Linked DNA regions of Homo sapiens: region 2 is linked to region 1. Evidence: read pairs that join two places in POLR2A ChIA-PET (ENCODE). Cell type or tissue: PC-3. All regions are shown on one strand. Links, peaks and the distances in the headings refer to the core of each region. The heading gives the core; the rest is flanking DNA. Region 1 overlaps ARMC9 (armadillo repeat containing 9). Region 2 has its middle 16 kb from the start of MIR4777.

Region 1 (2,909 bases), core at 160-2,659:
GTAGGAGAATTGCTTGAACTCGGGAGGCGGAGGTTACAGTAAGCCGAGATCCCACCACTGCACTCCAGCCTGGGCGACAGAGCAAGACGCTGTCTCAAAAAAATAAACAAATAAAAACCAAATACCAGCAGGGCTGAGGACATCAATTCTGCCTCCACTTCCCTAGCACCGTGCACGATCAGATGTCAAGGTGGAGGAATTGTGGGAAACGTTTTCCTTGTTGTCTTATTTCCTTCATTATTCAGCATTTCTAGCCTCCCTTTCAGCTAGGGTGCAGGCATACAACCTAAACTCTGCCAAGCAAATGCACCCATGTGAGACCTACATGCAAAGAGAATATAATGGCTTTATCAATCTAAAAACTTCCTCAAGGATAAACACGAAAGGAGGGAAATCTCAGGGTTTTAGAAAAACCTTATTGTGGGCATGATCATCCCTTAGAGGTCACTCTCACAAATAATTAAGTAGGCAACTGCCTAGCTGATGCGTTCTCAGGCTAAAAGGGGGTTCCTCCCTGGCTTATATCTTTAATCTCTGTTAAATGCCAGAGGGAAGCTTATTCTACTTACGTCTTTTTTTTTTTTGAGACGGAGTCTCACCCTGTTGCACAGGGTGGAGTCCAGTGGCATGATCTCAGCTCACTACAACCTCTGTCTCCTGGGTTCAAGCGATTCTCCTGCCTCAGCCTCCCGAGTAGCTGGGATTATCGGCGCCCACCACCACACCTGGCTAATTATTGTATTTTTAGTAGAGACAGGGTTTCTCCATGTTGGCCAGGCTGGTCTCGAACTCCTGACCTCAGGTGATCCACCCACCTCAGCCTCCCAAAGTGCTAGGATTACAGGCATGAGCCACCGTGCCCCATCATCTACTTACATCTTTATGTAAGTAATCCACATTTCCTTTTCAAAGTCCAAAACTCACAGCCTATCTAGAAACCTATGTAGAAGCCATTAAGGAAAATATTAACAGATCTGGCTATCATTAAAGCTGATGTTTGACCAAGACCGCTATAATTTTTTTTTTCCTTTTGAGACAGAGTCTTGCTCTGTTACCCAGGCTGGAGTGCAATGGCATGATCTTGGCTCACTGCAACCTCTGCCTCCTGGGTTCAAGTAATTTTCCTGCCTCAGCCTCCTGAGTAGCTGGAATTACAGGCACGTGCCACCACACGCGGCTAATTTTTGTATTTTTAGTAGAGACGGGGTTTCACCAAGTTGGCCAGGCTGGTCTCAAACTCCTGACCTCGTGATCTGCCCACATCGGCTTCCAACAGTGCTGAGATTACAGGCGTGAGCCACCGCTTCTGGCTAACTACCATAATTTAAAAAGACAAACCAAAATTGAGAAAATATTTGTAATATTTTTCAAAAGAATAGCCCCTCACTTCTCTTGTGCTTTTTTCTTTGACCCACAGTTACTTAGGAGTGTGTGGCAGCCAGCCCCAAGGTGGCCCCAGTGATTCCACCTCCTGGTAGTCACATCCTTGGTTCCATCCCCTCCACACTGTACCAGGGTGGGTCTGTGTAACCAAGACAATAAATGCGATGGTATCTCATTTCTGAGAGTAGGTTTTTCTAAAAGACACTGGGGCTTCTGTCTTGCTTACTTTCTCTCTCAAATCATTCATTCTAGGGGAAGCCAACTGCCATGTCAAGAGAAGCCTTATGGAGAGGCCCAAGGGGGAAGAAAATGAGGTCCCCAGTCAATAGCCAGAAGAAAACTGAGGCCTCCTGCTGACAGCCAGGTGAGTGAGCTTGGAAGCAGAGGCTGAAGTCTCAACTATAAACTGAGCAACTCTTAGTTAGGACTACGCTGCTATTGCTCTTGAATGTTTGTCCCACAGAAACAGTCATTGGTAGCTTAGTGATAGGGATATGTTCTGAGAAATGTGTTGTGAGATGATGTCATTATTGTATAAATATCATAGAGTAAGTGACAAACCTAGATGGTGTAGCCTACTACACACCTAGGCTATATGGCATAGCTAATAAGATCCTAGTGTACAAACCTGTTCAGCACGTGACTGTGTTGAATACTGTAGGCAACTGTAACAAGGTGGTATTTGTGTATCTAAGCATCTCTAAACATAGGTAAGGTACAGTAAAAATGGGGTATTATAATCTTATTGGACCATTATCACATATGCAGTCTTTTGTTGACCAAAATGTTGTTACATGGGACATGACTGTAATTTAAAAATTCAATGGCCAGGCTCAGCGGCTCATGCATGTAATCCCTGCATGGAGGCCAAGATGGGAGGATCACGTGAGCCTAGTAGTTTGAGACCAGCTTGGGCAACATGGTAAGACCCTGTCTCTTAAAAAAAATTAGCTAGGTGTGATGGCGCACACCTATAGTCCCAGCTACTGGATAAGCTGAGGCAGGAGGATGGCTTGAGCCTAGGAGATGGAGGCTGCAGTGTGCACTACTATCAGGCCACTGCACTCCAGCCTGGGCAAAAGAGCAAGACCCTGTCTCAAAAACTAAAACAAAAATTGGCTGGGCATGGTGGCTCACATCTGTAATCTCGGCGCTTTGGGAGGCTGAGGCAGGTGGATCACTTGAGGTTAGGAGCTTGAGACCAGCCTGGCCAAGATGGTGAAACCCCATCTCTACTAAAAATACAAAAATCAGCTAGGTGTGGTGGTGCACACCTGTAGTTCCAGCTACTTGGGAGGCTGAGACAGGAGAATCGCCTGAACCCAGGAGGCAGAGGTTGCAGTGAGTCAAGATGGTGCCACTGTACTCCAGTCTGGGTGACAGAGCCAGACTCTGTCTCAAAAACAAAAACAAAAACTTGTTTAAGCCACTAAGCTTTGGGGTAAATTGTTATGCAGTAATAGATAACTAATACCAGTGTGCTGTTTATTTTCCAAACATTTAGGGGTTTCCTAGACACCTTACTG
Region 2 (2,909 bases), core at 313-2,812, 94 kb before region 1:
CCTCTCAGCCACGGGAACAACAAACATCCAGTTGCCTGGGCCTCGGCCTCACCCCAGAGGATGGCCTCACCCTGCCTGACTCTGCTTCCTTTCCTAGGATGGGGGTTATTGGTCCTGGGGTCTCCTAGTACCCCAGCAGCCTTGCCCACTCACGTGCACGCATGCGGCACAGTAATAGCCGTGAGTCAGAGAGCGAGGTCTCCTCCCTGTCACTATTTCCAGGGTCTCTGGGGGAGGGAGGTTTCACAAAATCTGAAACTTCTCTCCTCTTTGGCCTGGTTTTTGCATTTTTCCACCTGACCACTACTTCATGCCCTTTTTGGAGTCTTGGCTGCTGCTGGGGTCTCCCAGGGATGCTGATTCCCCGTCCCTGCCTCCCTCCCCCTCCCCCAGCCTCCCCTGTCTCTGCGGCAGCCTCCTGGGCCTTGTCCAGGGTGCTCAGCGCACAGCAGCCGCCTCCTTGCTGGTTTGCCACACAGCCCCAGGGTAGTCATCCCAACAGGGCCCAGGTGGGATGCCCGAGGCCAGGGAGGGCCATTGGCCTATCCTCAGACCCTGGGGCCAAGGGCCTCCCTGGAGGCTGTGCACACATGCTTTTTTCTCTCTGTCGCCTGGGCTGGGGTGCAGTGGCACAATCTCGGCTCACTGCAACCTCCACTTCCTGGGTTCAAGCAATTCTCCTGCCTCAAGCCTCCTAAGTAGCTGGGATTACAGGCGCATGCCACCATGCCCGGCTAATTTTTGTATTTTTGATAGAGACAGGGTTTCACCATGTTGGCCAGGCTGGTCTTGAATTCCTGACCTCGTGATCCGCCCACCTCGGCCTTCCAAAGTGCTGGGATTACAGGCGTGAGCCACCGTGCCCGGCCAGCTGTGCACACATTCTAATCATGCTGTTCCCCTTTGAGGCGCTGAAAGACTGGCCTTCGGCTGGGCTTGGTGGCACGTGCCTTTAATTCTAGCACTTTGGGAGGCCTCACAGGAGGATCAATTAAGGATAGCCTGGGCAACATAGCAAGACTGTCTCAAAAAAAAAAAAAAAAAAAAAGACTGGCATTTGGCTGAGAATGGCAATGGTAATGGCGTCCCAAATCCAGGCCCCAGCCCTTCAGCCCCACTCTTCTTGCCTTTGGCCGAGGTACTTTATCCAGCCTCTACCCCACCTTCCCTCAGTAAACCCAGGGTCCCTGGTCCTGCCCCTCAGGGCCTATAAGCCACTGGGACCCTCTGCCTGGCTTCTCCCTTGAAGACGGTGCTGCCTGAGTTGAGGCCTGACTTGGCATAACTTGGAAACTTGCTGGTCAGAGGGTGGCACCCTGTATGCCCCTCCCTTCCAGCCTGGTCAGTGATCCCTACTCCAGGCTGTTTGAGACCCAGGCCACACTATCATGTATCCAGTGAACTCTTCCCCCGCCGGGAACTGGTGACTCATCACTGAAGACTTGTGACAAAGAGCAGCTCCACACCTGTGCACACTTGGGGCAGGCGTGTTTCCAGAGGCCCAGAGGGACAGCGAGAGCGTGAGCAGCAACACTGTGCCAAGCAGGAAGGTGTCCAAGTGACACCCAGGACAACTGGAAGAAGCCCTCGGTGATCACAGAAATGGGGAGAGGCTCTGAGCCAGATGCTGGAAGGTGAGCTGACACAAGTGCTTTGGGCCAGTGCGATCCCTGAGGACCTGTAGAAAGAGATTTGGGCAGAGTCAGCCGCTACCTCTCCATCGTGCATGCCACACCCTTGGCTTTGCTATTTCAGGGATGCACACTGCCTTGCTTCCTCTAACTCTCCCTGACATAGTTCCTGATCCACCCAACATCCTGCCTCTGAGGCTGCACCGTCTTGCACGGCTTCTGCCAGTGGAGTGCTGGTAAACATTTAATAACCGGCTCTTGGGGGTGGGGGCTAAAGCTCTGGTTTGTGGTGCTTGCCAATTTCTGTGGTGTAAATACCCCCACCATGGCCAGTTTCAAGCTACCAAAATGATGTCACTGAACACAGAGCTGGGAAGAGATGTCCAGCAGCCTTTGTTAATTCTGTCATATTTCCACCATACAGATGCAACAGATGTGAATAACCTCCAGGACTGAGGACAGTGGATGCAGGAAAATCCTTAGGAAAGGATGTTTTGAGTATTTATTCCCTTTGTTCTTAATAGAATTTATTTTACTGTAAGTTTATATAACTTAAGTTTTGGTAATGGCTATGTTTAAAAGCAGCTCATAGAATTCCCCCAAACTGGGCCGGGCGCGGTGGCTCATGCCTGTAATCCCAGCACTTTGGAAGGCCAAGGTGGGCGGATTATCTGAGGTCAGGAGTTCGAGACCAGCCTGACGAACATGGTGAAACCTCGTCTCTCCTAAAAATCCAAAAATTAGCCAGGCATGGTGGCACGTGCCTGTAATCCCAGCTACTTGGGAGCCTGAGGCAGGAGAACTGCTTGAACCCGGGAGGCGGAGCTTGCAGTGAGCCGAGATCGCACCATTGCACTCCAGCCTGGGCAACAGAGCGAGACTCTGTCCTAAAAAAAAAAAAAAAAAGAATTCCCCCCAAACTTAGGAATCAGCTCTGTGAGCTGTCCCAAACTGGCCACACACCACTGCCTCCTGCCCAGGGGCCAGAGGAGAGCCTGGTGGACTCCTTGCTCCCCAGCACCCCTCAAGATCACAACTTTGAGGCCTTTGCTCCAGCCTCCCTTCTTAGAGCTCATGCCACCACTTCCCTGTCTTCTCTGGGTCTCCCCTCTGACCTCAATGCCTTTGGCATCCAGCTCACCGCCTTGACGGGCACTGGTGCAGGCTGACCTCTGGCCAGTGCTCTAAGGAAACTGCTCTCAAGCTGGCCTTAGCCTGTTATCTTCTTCCCCACCTCCTCTATAGCCCGACCATGGTGACCGCCCTCCATCCCCTGCT

The links. ChIA-PET counts read pairs that join two places held together with the same protein. Peaks named below come from ENCODE experiments on the same cell type or tissue, not always from the same donor. Only the 100,000 strongest peaks of a DNase experiment are listed, where the experiment ranks them.
Region 2: POLR2A ChIA-PET joins it to region 1 with 6 read pairs; 3 of 35 experiments call an interaction of 5 or more read pairs at or near these places.

Annotation. Positions count from the first base shown.
Region 1 is chr2:231,283,321-231,286,229 of GRCh38, reverse strand. All of the region lies in intron 17 of ARMC9 (armadillo repeat containing 9), which reads right to left. Among named protein-coding and RNA genes, the nearest start is that of MIR4777, 78 kb to the left of the region's middle. In PC-3, for the core only: no CTCF peak of the experiment used is centred there; no DNase peak of the experiment used is centred there.
Region 2 is chr2:231,377,058-231,379,966 of GRCh38, reverse strand. No RefSeq gene overlaps it. Among named protein-coding and RNA genes, the nearest start is that of MIR4777, 16 kb to the right of the region's middle. In PC-3, for the core only: no CTCF peak of the experiment used is centred there; DNase peaks (open chromatin) are centred at 1,436 and 1,756; H3K4me3 peaks cover 652 bases; H3K27ac peaks cover 2,500 bases.